Linked DNA regions of Mus musculus: region 1 is linked to region 2. A link is a contact called in ENCODE Hi-C or POLR2A ChIA-PET data. All regions are on one chromosome and are shown on one strand. Each heading gives the region's core, a stretch centred on a gene start or an enhancer-like site at or near the end of the contact. The rest is flanking DNA. Distances are from core to core; before and after follow the strand shown. Region 1 holds the start of Cdc42se1 (CDC42 small effector 1). Region 2 holds the start of Arnt (aryl hydrocarbon receptor nuclear translocator).

Region 1 (6,361 bases), core at 345-2,844, 210 kb before region 2:
GGTTCAAAGCCCCCCAAAACCAAACCAAGACCATGAACGAATATAAAACAAAAACAATTTAAAAGAAAATGTGTGAGATATTAAAAGGCTGAAAATCTCTAGCTATACCATTGACCTATCGACATGTACAGAGAGACTCAAATTTGTCCCAGAAAACAGACATAAAGGCATATGTGGCATTAAAATAAAAAAGACCGGCTGCTCTTCAGCTATCGTCCCCTTTCTTTCCCTAAATGCTCTTCACCCATCATTTTATCTATTTTTGCTTATCCTAAGGGCTCTGGATGGTGAAAATTGACATATTTGCTCAGTAAATGCCACCCAGTTATTTTATGCAGAGTAACTTCTAAATTTTCATTGTCTATTCTTAGAGATAAAATGATTAGTAGATACACACATTTAAAAGATACACTTTCTTTAAACTACCTGGACACACCCAAATACCCTTTGTCCAGATCCCCCCAAGAGCATTCAAGGCCTAATCCACAGGGCCTTGCTGTGTCATGCTGCCACCATGCAGTCTAAGGAGGGATGGTGGTGGATGAAAATGGAGGCTTCCTGGTATTTCTCATGTTGCTCTAGGATTTTCCTATTAGCCACAATCCTCCCCTTTTTCTAGGAGGAGCTGCAAAGACAAATCTGCTGTCATAAGTAGTTCCTGTGAGCTACACTGATTGCAGCATGCCATCGGGCAATCCCACAATGGCTCCCACCTGTCCCACCTAAAGCCTCTTTGGAGCAAAAATCTGAGATAGGGAGGAGATTGTTAAAGGTTCCAATCACTCTCAATAGCATCTCATGTTTAAAAAAAAAAAAAAGTACCCTACTCCCCAAACCTCCCTACAAGAGACAGAAAATCGAGGGGGATAGAAATACAAGGGAGTAGAGGCTACAATAATTACAGTAGGAATAAAGATTCACCAAATAACTGGTAGCAGAAATTATAGCTTGAAAAGGAAGATATAGATAACTAGACACTAGACAGAAGCCATTAGATGCACAGGGCAAAAATTATAGGAAAATGAATACATGAAATGAAGAGCTAAATGCCGAGAGATGATTACAGGTAAAGTGCTAGAAATGAATGCCTAGGTCCATGGTAAGGCATGGATGGAGATCTTAACAGATAAAAAATCTGGTAACGAATAGTAACCCATTGTTCATAGCGCCCCCTTCTCTCCTCTTAAACTGCCCCCCACCTCGGTCTCACACGGGGTCTTTCAAGCTTAAGAAGCGGTCCCTCGTCTTGGTTACCTGTTAGCAATGAATGACTAGGGTGTTCCGAAGACGGAAGGGATGCCTCAGGGGCTCGGGGGTCGGCTCTGGACTGGAGAGGAGGAGGCTGCTGAAGGAAGCTGTCGCGGATGTGACGGCTTTGTCTCCTCACGCCTTCTCCCTCGTCTGTGACAGAATCTGCCGCTGGGTCTCCCCTGCAATGCAGCCCCTCCTAGCAAGGGCGGAAGCACTCCCCGCCCCCTCTCTGCCTGACTCGGCTAATTCGAGGGATAGGTTCCGGAACACGCTATCCACCGTAGAGCCTCTCCGTCGGCTCGCACCGCACCCCCACCTCTCCAAGTACCCTCGTGCTGACTGGAGCGCATGGCTGAGCAGTTAATTGTCCTCTAACTTAGATGTATGGGTTAAAAAGTCTTCCGGTTAAACAACAGAATGGCCCTCCTTTCCCACTGTAAGGACTAAAGGGGACTTTGGGAGACTCAGAAAGGGCCCCAGCGCATCGTCCTCTCAGCGCCTGCAGCAGGTGGACAGACTAGCACAGACAGTTGGGGTGCCGCGGTTGTCCCCGAGCGCGGTGCTTGCCGCTGTCCCCGCGGGCCACGCCGTGCGCCCCGAAGCTGGGCGGAGCGCTGCGCTCCGCTCTCAGCCCCTGGGTTTCGTAATCGCGTCGCCGGCGTTTCCGCCCTCCGCCAGCCCCACCTCTGCCGGCCCGCCCTCAACTCCCCGCCGTGCCGAGAAGCAGCCAGGGGACCCGGAGTGGCGGAGCCCCCGCCCGCAGTGGGGACGCCGGGGAGCCGCAGGTAAGAGCGCCGGGCGAGCCGGGCTGCGCGCGGGCGGCGGGGAGGGGAGGGCAGGGCAGCGGGGAGGTCGCGATCACAGTACACGCGCGGGCGGCGCAAGCCACGGAGAGGCAGGGAAGCGGCGACTGCAGCGTGGGGCCGGGTGGAAGGTGCGAAGCGACAGGGGCTCCTCGCCGGCCCTCTAACCTGAGAGATCTGCTGTGCTAGAGAATCCGAAGTGGTGCTGGGCCCCGGAAGGTCTAAGCCAGAGTGAAGCAGCCACGGAGAACATTGACAGAGCCAGTACAATTCATCGAAGTTCCCATCCTGGGTCGCAGTGGGTGGGGGACGGAGCTGGAGTCTGACGGAGAATATTGGGGGAGGGGAAGAAATTAGGATCTCCTTCTGTTAACTTTTAAGTATCCCCAGCCCTTCCCTGGGGTTAGGGCAGGGTTGGTGCTCGGACAAATATCTGTAACTTGTTTGAAAATGGGGCCCATTCCTCTCTTGGGAGTCCCTCAGCAGCCCGCTATGTTTGGAGGGTCTCCACACAGGGACCAGCTGCATCCCCGGGCTTATAGCCAGAATTTGCCCACACGATTCTCAAGTCTCTTTCTCTCCAGCTGCTTCTTGCTTCTTGTGAAGGCTTGTCAGACAGCGGGTTGGAGAGGGAGGCCTTGGGGCCGGAGGCAGCGGGACCGGGAGAACCGGTTTGGGGCTACCACAGGCTCGGGGAACTACCTGTGTACATCCTTCCTCCCCACCTCTCTCCTGCTCGCCCCTCTACAGCTCTGAAGTGTGTAAGGCCCACCGGGACGATGACGGTGGTTTAGGGTTTGTCATTTCAAGTTCTGGGTTTCTGGTGGAAGTGAGAGGGGCCCTCCTGTCAAGGATGTGGCTTTCTGCGCTTTTGTCCCTGATCCCTCCTGGCTTCCTTTTTACTGTGGGGATGAAGTAGTGGGCCATGGATTCAGCATCCCACCCTCCCCAGCTAGCCAGCTCAGGCTTTATTTGTTCCCAGCCCATTCGTTGGCTGCTTTGAAGAGGAGTGACAGCCAAAGCTTAGTACTTCCTTTTCTGGCTTTGTTCCTCCTCCCCCCCCCCCCACCCCACCCCACCCCACCCCCAACTCCCGCACTACCACAGTGACCCTGGCTGGTCTTCACACTCTGACACGGGCCTCCAAGTTTCAGAGACCCTAATGTCCTAAGGGAATGGAATTTCCTGGTCACTTCTCATCATCATTGGTGGTTTCACGCCAAGTCCCACACACACTTTCCCTCCACCCAGCTTGGTCAGGTCCCTGGAAGAGAAACAGAACTGTCCTTGTTCCCTCCTCGGCCCCCTTTCCTCTCCCTCCTCCTTCCCGCTTCCAGCATCGGCCACCCCTGACCACGCCGCCGGCTCGGCTCGCTTGGGGCAGGGTGGAGGACGTTGGTAGAGCCCTGCCTCAGTCTGGACTATCTGGTAGTGTTAGGGGTTTCCTCTGATTCTTTATTGTTTTCTCCATTTCCCCCAAGCCTTACCACCTGCCACCATCTTGATGAGCCTTGTGACTGACTTTCCCACTGACCAAGCCTCCCCTCTCAGGGCAGCTGTGCTCTGGACTTCAGTCTCATTACTCCTCCCTTCCAGGGGTGGGAAAGGAAGTGAAAGAGAGTCCAGACTCTTGGGTTCTTTCCTACCCTAGAAGCCTTATTCCACTGTTTGAGTGATCTCATCTCAAGGCTGCTACAAAACAACAAAGAAAAATGTCCAAAAAACAAATTGAACTCGGTTTTTTGTTGGTTTTTTTTTTTTTTTTTGGTCTGTCTAGGCTACTGGAAGGCTAGGCTTCCAGCCTCAAGCCTGGAGGGAAAGGTCCATTCTTATTCATGCTAATGTTTAATATTCATGAGCTGTGCTACCTCCCAGAGCTGGTCTGTACTATAGGAGAGGGAAGTGCAGTTCACACAAGGAAACTCAGCTGGGCCGTAACCCCTGGCAGCAGTGAAAGGGGAGAAAGTTCTTCCTTGGACACAAGTGCTACTGGAAAGTTCCTGTGTCTGGTTCACTGGTGGAGCTTCGAGGTGGTGGGGAGCAGAGTGGGAGACACAGGTCAGAGCATGAGGGGAAGATGAAGGGAGGCCTAAGCAGGCCCTCTGGGGTGTGAGGCAGGAGCTGCACACGATAGGACATGTGTAAAAGGGTGGGGAGGCTGGAAACTGATTCCTCAGAGCAGAAAGCTACTCTTCGAGTTACCCCTACAAGACATGGAGCAAGGGCCACGGGTGGGCCACGGGGAGGTGTCCACAGTCTGCCTAGCTTTCGGGAAAGACAAGGGCAGGTATTAGCTGATCTCTGGGAGGGGTGGCTGAGCTTCATCTGGGGCAAGTAAGAGGGAACAAAGGCAGTGGAGCCAGAAGGAAGCAGTCCCTCTCTTCAGAAGAATTTGCTGAGGTCCACATTACTACAGCTCGTCTCTTTGGAGCTAGGTGGTCCTTCAACAAAGTGTAGGTGTTGGGGCAAGGTAAGAGTAAAGGGAGGGACAGGGCGGAGGCCTTGTTTGTGAGAACAAAAAACCACTATTTCCTCTTCAGAGGCACTTGCACGCCCCTCCCCTGCTGCCCTAGACAAGGGAAAGGGGAGCTGAAGTCAGCAGCACCCCTAACTGTTCATTTCTGTCACTGTTTGGTTTTCTCTCACAGTCTCACCCCAAGTCCTTTTGGCCCCCTTCTTCCTTGGTCCCAGTACTCACTGGTCTTCACCCTGTTGGTGGTCTTTGTGCACTATTCTTTCTGTGAGAAGCAACTGTGAGCCTCTATCTTTGGAGGGGGTCAGTATTGGAGCTCAGTAGTCTCCCAAGAGAGACTCCGAAGATAGAGGCTTATCAGAAGGTTTCTGGGGAGGAGAGAGGGTTGTTTCCCACCCACATTTTATCTTCTTTCTGCTAAAATTCAGGATTCCACATCTAAAGAAGACAGGACCTTGTGCCTGCCTGCCCAAGCCTCTTGCCAGTGCCCCACCAGTCAGAGACTCCGACCTTCACCGAAAGGCCACTTGTTGGTGTCTAGGATTTCTACCTTTTCCCACCCCATCCGGTTGACTGAACCCAGGGTGTTGTTACACCTGCCTGTGAGGACTGGTTGGTTAGCAACAAACACGAGCCCCCTGGGGCCTCTGGCAGCGGCCTGAAGCTGGAACCATCAGGGAACATGAGCGAGTTTTGGCACAAACTGGGCTGCTGCGTGGTCGAGAAGCCCCAGCCGGTAAGTCTCCCCATCCCCACCCTGAAACAGGAATTCATTACCATGTGCTGTGAAGTGGAGACACCATCTCTGATCTGCCTTATGAAAAAACACTTTCCTTACCTCCCTCTTGAGAGGCAGGTGTGTTCACATGTAATAAAGGAGGCTCTGTGACAGAAGAGACAAGTCACCTAGCTGTCAATTAGGCCTGTTCTGAGGTGGGCAGGGGCTGTACCAGCATTCCCTCTCACCCAGAGGTGACTTTGCTTTGTCCTTTCGTTGTCAGCAGGCCACTGTCCTTACCACTCTGGTGACATTGTCTCTGGCTTATGATCTTCCATCTTTGTCTTTCCTACCCTAATATTTGCCAAATCAGTTCATAGCTCTTAGTGGGTTTTCAAGACTCCTTCTCCTTCCTCTGCTGTCGGGAGGAGATGGCTGCATACGCACTTGTGACTCCCTGTCTTCCCCAAACAGAAGAAAAAGAGAAGACGGATTGACCGCACTATGATTGGGGAGCCAATGAACTTTGTCCACCTGACTCACATCGGCTCTGGGGAGATGGGGGCTGGAGATGGACTTGCCATGGTAAGAGGGAAGGGAGAGATGTTTATTTGGGGTGTATTCAAGCAAGGGACCTAACAGTAACGTAGTGAGGAAAGGAGAATGTGAGATTGTGCATTCCTGATCTCCAGGGTTAGCTCCCCTTTTCTTTACAGTAACATATTGCTCTTCGTTGGAGTGAGGGGTATAGATCTTGTAATCATTGGAGAGCTTTTTCTAAAACCGTGGTCTCCCTTCCTATTAAGAACTAGTCAGAGCCAGGCCGTAGAGTGCTCACCCAGCATGCAGGAGCCCTAGGTTTGCTCTCCAGCACTGCATACTGATGTGCTGACTCATACCTGGAGTCTCAGTGCTCGGGGACTGGGGAGCAGAGGCTCAAGGTCAGCCTCTGCTGCGGAGTTTGAGGCCAGTCTGGCCAAGGAACCCTATCTCAGGGCCGAAGGAAAGGAAAGAAATCCCTTTAAATCAGTGTTAGAGTGAATCAGTTGTCAGTCTAGGGCTCTGTTCGAAATAATGTCTCCTGCATTTCTGCTCTCAGTAAGGGAAGTAGGTCTG
Region 2 (6,002 bases), core at 107-2,606:
CTTCTCACTACTGGATTAATTTGCAAGGTGGCCTTTGTTTCATGTCTTTGGTTTTTGTTTGTTTTTGAGATAGTGTCTTTCTATATATAGCTCCTGCTGTCTTAGAACTCACTATGTAGACCAGGCTGGCATTGAACTCAGAGAAATTGGCCAGTCTCTGCCTCCTGAGTACTAGGATTAAAGGCATGCATCACTATGCCTGGATCTGTTTGTAGTTCTTTTTTTTTTTTAAATATATATTTTTAAGATTTATTTATTTATTTTATGTATATGAGTACACTGTAGCTGTACAGATGGCTGTGAGCCTTCATGTGGTTATTGGGTATTGACTTTAGGACCTCTGCTTGCTCCAATCAACCTCGCCCACTCCAGTTGGTCGGCTCACTCAGTTCCTGCTTTCTCTGGCCCAAAGATTTATTTATTATTCTAAATAAGTACACTGTAATTGTCTTCAAACACACCAGACGAGGGCGTTAGATCTCATTAGGGGTGGTTGTGGGCCACCATGTGGTTGCTGGGATTTGAACGCAGGACCTCTGAAAGAGCAGTCAGTGCTCTTACCCGCTGAGCCATCTCTCCAGCCCCTGCTTGTAGTTCTTGATTTGTAAAATTATAGAATTTATCTCACAGTGTTTTGAGTCGACATTGTCTGTTCTGAATTGCTCAGTTCTTATAATTAGACATTACGTCTGTGTGTTTACTACCTTGTCATTTTAAAAAAACTTGTGACATAGGACACCTCACTTTTGGAGGGCAGAGAAAGGGACTAGTTTCATTTTGTAGTACAGACTGGTCTTTGCATTCTGAGTTCTGGAATACTTGTTTAATAAAAATTCTTTGTTCGTTGTCTCCATTTCAAATGTTGGCATCTTTGGTACCACGTAATCACCCAGCTTTTTCCTACCAGCTTCAGAGCCAACTCTTAAGAATTAGTTATCGGACTTTTACTAGTGACAAAAGTTCATAAAGAAAAAACAACCTAGAATGGATTAGTGATCCCTGTGTTAGAACCTATAAAGAGGGTTTGCATAACAAATCGTCTGTAGGAAGCATATGCTGATGAGCCCACTAAGAAAGAAAACATTTTAGTAAAATGCTCGTTTTCTTTGCATTTCACTGACGTCAATTTGGTTATGAATCTCTGACGCCGAGAAGGCCGGATTAGGGAAACAGCTGGTTGGCTTCCTAGCTCAGGCTTCCTAGCACTCCTCGGGTCACCGGACTCACTGGCCGAGTCACTAGCCCGGCCTCTATGGCGACTTACTGTTTCTATTGGCCAGTTCTCCCAGGGAGGCTGTCTGGAGACTGACCGCGCCCATAGTTTGGGGCGTGTCTTCTGCCCAGGATGGGGAGGGGGGTGGGCGTCCGCCATCTTGGATTCCGCGGTAGCGGTGGCGGCGGTAAGGTGCCTAATCTGCGGAGTGGCTCTTCCCTCCCCTCCCCCAGCTCGGTGGCGGCTGCCCCTCCCACCGAGGGTGGCGCAGGGACGGTGCCATCTCGACCATGGCGGCGACTACAGCTAACCCAGGTGAGGCGGCAGAAAGGACTGACAAGTGCGGAGAGCCAGAGCAGAGCAGCAGGGCCGTGGCGTTCGGGTGTTGGGGGAGGGGTGTCGAGGAGGCGCCCTGCCCGGAGGACCTGGGGAACGGGTGACGGGTGTTTGGGGGCTCCGTGCCCCAACTTCTGGAGTAGTGGTGGCGCTTGGCCAGCGTCTCCACTCTGCCTGCGGTGTTAGGGAGTGTTGTGGTCTTTTAACCCTCTGCCAGCTGATGTTCCCCTGATGCCTAGTAAGTAACTGGGCAAACTGACTTGGTGTAACTGCGAGCGTAAACTGGGCTATAGACGGGGCCACGTTGACGTTTTGCAAAGTCTTGCTTGATTCTACACTTGGTTTACATTTAAATGGAAAACTTAGTTCTTTGAGAATCTGCTCAGATTCTTGTAACTCCTATACTTTGAAATTTAGGGTTTTAGCGTAGTTATTAGTGTCTTGCTGCTGAAGGCAGAGGTTTGGGTAATGGTAATAGTTCAGGACAGGTCTTTAGTCCAGAACCCAGGTTTAAATCTTGTTAGGTCGAGGTGGAGCAACTCCTGTTCTTTCAGAAAAATGTCCCGCGCCATTTGTCTGTGGACGTCCTCTTGCTTGTTTGTCTGTCTGTCTCTGTCTCTCGTTCATCTTATTTTGAGTCTTGTCTCATTCCAGCCCCCGGTTGACTTTGGATCACTGCAGTCTCCCTCTCAGTCCTTTCTACTGTATTCAGTTACATCTTAGGAAGTATTTCATTTTAGTTGGGCTAATTTACCTTGTTATTTTCCAACAAAGTAAATCCATCATTTCCCAGAAGTCTGTATCATCGAAGAGTTTGGAGGGAGGGTTGTGTAATATTGGTCTCTGCTATTTCACATTGAACTTTTAAATTTTATCTTGTTAATGTACTATATTACAGTAACAGGGTACACACACGTATGTATATACATACACACAATAGCTGAAACACTGGGAAATGTATTGTTTTCCCATTATTTTTGGAAACAGCCTTTTTTTTTAAGAGAGAGAGAGAGAGAGAGAGAGAGAGAGTCCTAGAACTTATATGTAGCCCAGGTTGGCTTCAAATTCATGTGTCAATATCAACTTTAAAAAAAATATTTTTAAGCTTTAGAAATTATGTATATGATAATGTCTACTTGTGAGTGCAGGAATGGGAGGAGTCCAGAATAGGGTGTTGGATCCCCTGCAGCAAGAGTTTCAGGCAGTTGAAAGCCCCGTGATGTGGATGCTAGGAACTGACATTAGGTCCTAGAAGAGTAACACATACTCACAACTACTGAACCTTCCTTTCAGCCCCTGAATATCAGTTTTTTAAATCCTAAATTATTATTTTTTTTACATGAAGATGAAGTAAATTGTCAGGAAACTATTGGAATATTTGATGAATTATAGAATAAAACTATACAACTGAAAAATGTTAGAGAAAATCAGACCTTGTAGCAAAATAGCCCATGTCTGATTAGAGTAAACAAGATTTCAAACTGATCCCATGTTGCAAAATCCTTATATAACTCTTCAGACTGCAAAGTGTCTCTCTTGTTAAGGCCGTAGAGACACGTTAGTAAGTCAGAAGCTTTTCTAGCTGCCCTGTTCTGATTTTAAACCAATTACTAAAACAACACTTTCTTGACCAAATAGTCATTTCCTTATCAATATTAGCTTAAGTCTGTAAGCAGGAAATAGTAATTTTTTTCTATTTTTTTTTCTGAGTGGGGAATTTTGAGAGGCTGGCCTGCAGTGTTCTGTGAAGATCAGGCTGGCCTTGAACTTGCAGTGGTCTTCTTGCTTCTATCTTCAAGTGCTGGAATCACTCGCATGTGCCATCCTATATAAACTATCAAAACTTTTTAAAAAGTACGATTTAAGAATCTTTTTTAATGAAACAGTTGTTTGTTTGTTTGTTTGTTTGTTTTGACTTTGGTTTTTCAAGGCAGGGCTTCTATATGTATCCCTGGCTGTCATGAAACTCACTCTGTAGACCAGGATGGCCTCCAACTCAAGATCTGCTTGCTCCTGCCTCCTGAGTGCTGGATTAAAGCTGTGAGTGTCATCACCAGTAGAAATAATTGATTTTATTTATTGTTATTTGATTGCTTGCTTCTTCAATTTTGAGGTGGGCAGAGTCATCATAGGTACTTACCAAACAGAGGGAGAATAGGCTGGAATTCCTTTAATCTTTGCAGAAGCAGGGGGATATCTTAGTTCATGGCCATCTTGGTCTACAAAGTCAGTTCCATGCTACATAGTGAGACCTTGTTTCAAAATCAAAAGCCAGACCAAACCAAGCAAAAACCTCAAAAGGTGAGGTGTAGGTTCTTAGCAAACCTTTGAAAATTAACCTGAGAATGTAAGAGTTTTCTTAAATTCTAGTCTGCTGTTAGTTATGGCATAGCACCCAGTGGTTCCTGCTGTAGCTGACATCCCTGCGTAGCCTCAGCCTCTTATGAGATGGGATGGTAGGTCTGAGCGGAGAACAGAGAACGACAGACCCAGTGAGACTAACCCCCTGCTCTCTTTACCATCTGCCTTAACTTCCTTTTCCGGGGGCTACATTCCTAGCTCAAGATTTCTTTTTTCCATGTGGAGAATTCTTCCATGTCTTCTAATTTATTGATCCCATGTTCAGTACATGCATGATACTTAAGTCATAAAATAGAGCCTTTTGTTGTTGCTTTTTCCTCCTTCCTTTTTGTGTCAAACAGGATATGTTTTGGCCTGTTGAATTTTGGAAAATTAGATTCACCACTGGAGGTATATACAGTGGGAAATTACTATGTTCAGTGTGCACTTGTACACAGGCCAGAAGACACCGGATATCCACCTCTGTAACTTTCTGTCTTATTCCTTTGAGGCAGAATTTCTTCTTAACTGTGGGCATCTTACTGTGTCACTCTGCCTTATTTCTTCCAGGTCAGGTGTCTCCCTTAACCTGAGGCTTGTGTGTTTTGCTCGGCTGACAGTCAGCAAGGCCTAGCAGTCTTCCTGCCTTGGATCCTCAGAGTGCATGGATTCCTGGTGGATGCAGGATGATGCCAGACTTGTTATGTGGGTTCTGGGATCCAAACTCAGGTCTCCAGATTGTGTAGCAAGTGCTCTTAACCACTGGATCATGTCTTCATTCCACATCCCACCTCCGCTTTTTGAGACAGGATCTGTTACTGGCCTGGAGTGGGCCAAAGAGGATAAACTTCTGGTTAGAGAGCCCCAAGCTCACTGGGTTTCGGCTTTACCAATGCTGGAAATACAAGTAAACGCTACCATGCCTTGTCTTTTCATGTGGGTTCTGGAGATTAACTCAGGACCTTATTGCTTGATTGGCAATTCTTTTTTGATTGAGCTACCAAGCCCTTTATTATTAATTAGTCAGTGTTCTTAATTGCTGGTCATATCTCCAGCCCCACTTTCCCCCCACCCCCCCCCAAAAAAAGATTTTAATTAAATTATGCACATTGGTGTAGTAGTTACTTTTCTGTGGCCATGAAGAGACACCATGACCATGGGAACTTAGAGAAGCATCGCTTTATTAGACTTGAGTTTTCCAGAGGTGAGTCCATGATCACTGTGACTGGAAGCATGGCAGCAGCTGTATTACTTCCAACAAAGCCATACCTCCTAATTCTTCCCAAGACACTAACACCAACTGTGGACCAAGAATTAAAATATAGGAGCCTGTGGGGACCATTCTCATTCAAAAGACCGTAATTACTGCATGTATGTTTGTTCATGTGAGTGCAGGTGCAGAAGAGTGTGTTGATTCTCTTGTAGTGCAATTACAGGTGGTTGTGAGCCATCTAATGTGGGTTCTCAGAACTGAGCTCATGTGTTATGCAGGAATGCCAAGTTGTCTTAACAACTGAGCCATCTCTCCAGCCCCCCAAATCAATCAATTTATCTCTTTTTTTTTTCTTTCTTTTTAAAGGAATTGAACCATTTTACTAACTCAGCAGTTAAAATACAATAAACTTTTTGTTTTTGAGGCAAGTCTCATTTAGACTAGGCTAGGTTGAAACTCACTATGTCTCTGAGGGTGACCTTGAATTTCTTTTTTTCATTTTTTAAGATTTCTTTCTTTTTTTGTTTTTTTGTTTTTCGAGACAGGGTTTCTCTGTATAGCTCTGGCTGTCCTGGAACTCACTCTGTAGACCAGGCTGGCCTCGAACTTAGAAATCCGCTTGCCTCTTATTTCTTGATATTGAGTACACTGTAGCTGTTTTCAGAGACACCAGAAGAGGGCATCAGATCCCATTACAGATGGTTGTGAGCCACCATGTGGTTGGTGGGAATTAAACCCAGGACCTCTAGAAGAGCAGTCAATACTCTTAACCGCTGAACTATCATCTCTCCAGCCCTGATCTTAAATTTCTGATCCAAGTGCTATGATCTTATAGTTACAACCATGCCTGTCTTACCATGTGCTATGGATGGAGCCAGGGCTTGGTGCATGCCTGGCAAG

What was found. A loop is a pair of places that touch in the nucleus more often than their neighbours do. ChIA-PET counts read pairs that join two places held with the same protein, here RNA polymerase II (POLR2A).
Region 1: a loop to region 2 is called in a map of left cerebral cortex, with 3 times the contacts of the local background. The contact joins the promoter of Cdc42se1 here to the promoter of Arnt in region 2. A Hi-C loop is called at or near these places in 1 of 37 maps with a recorded cell type or tissue (left cerebral cortex). POLR2A ChIA-PET finds 5 or more read pairs at or near these places in 1 of 5 experiments (embryonic stem cell).

The regions. Positions count from the first base shown.
Region 1 is chr3:95,226,830-95,233,190 of GRCm38, forward strand. Cdc42se1 (CDC42 small effector 1) reads left to right here and starts at 1,595. Exons shown (of 5, transcript NM_172395.3): 1 at 1,595-2,036; 2 at 4,956-5,263; 3 at 5,720-5,830. The coding sequence starts at 5,210. Mllt11 (myeloid/lymphoid or mixed-lineage leukemia; translocated to, 11) reads right to left here and starts at 1,848. Exons shown (of 2, transcript NM_019914.4): 1 at 1,255-1,848.
Region 2 is chr3:95,433,034-95,439,035 of GRCm38, forward strand. It overlaps Arnt (aryl hydrocarbon receptor nuclear translocator), which reads left to right and starts at 1,357. Exons shown (of 22, transcript NM_001037737.2): 1 at 1,357-1,528. The coding sequence starts at 1,504.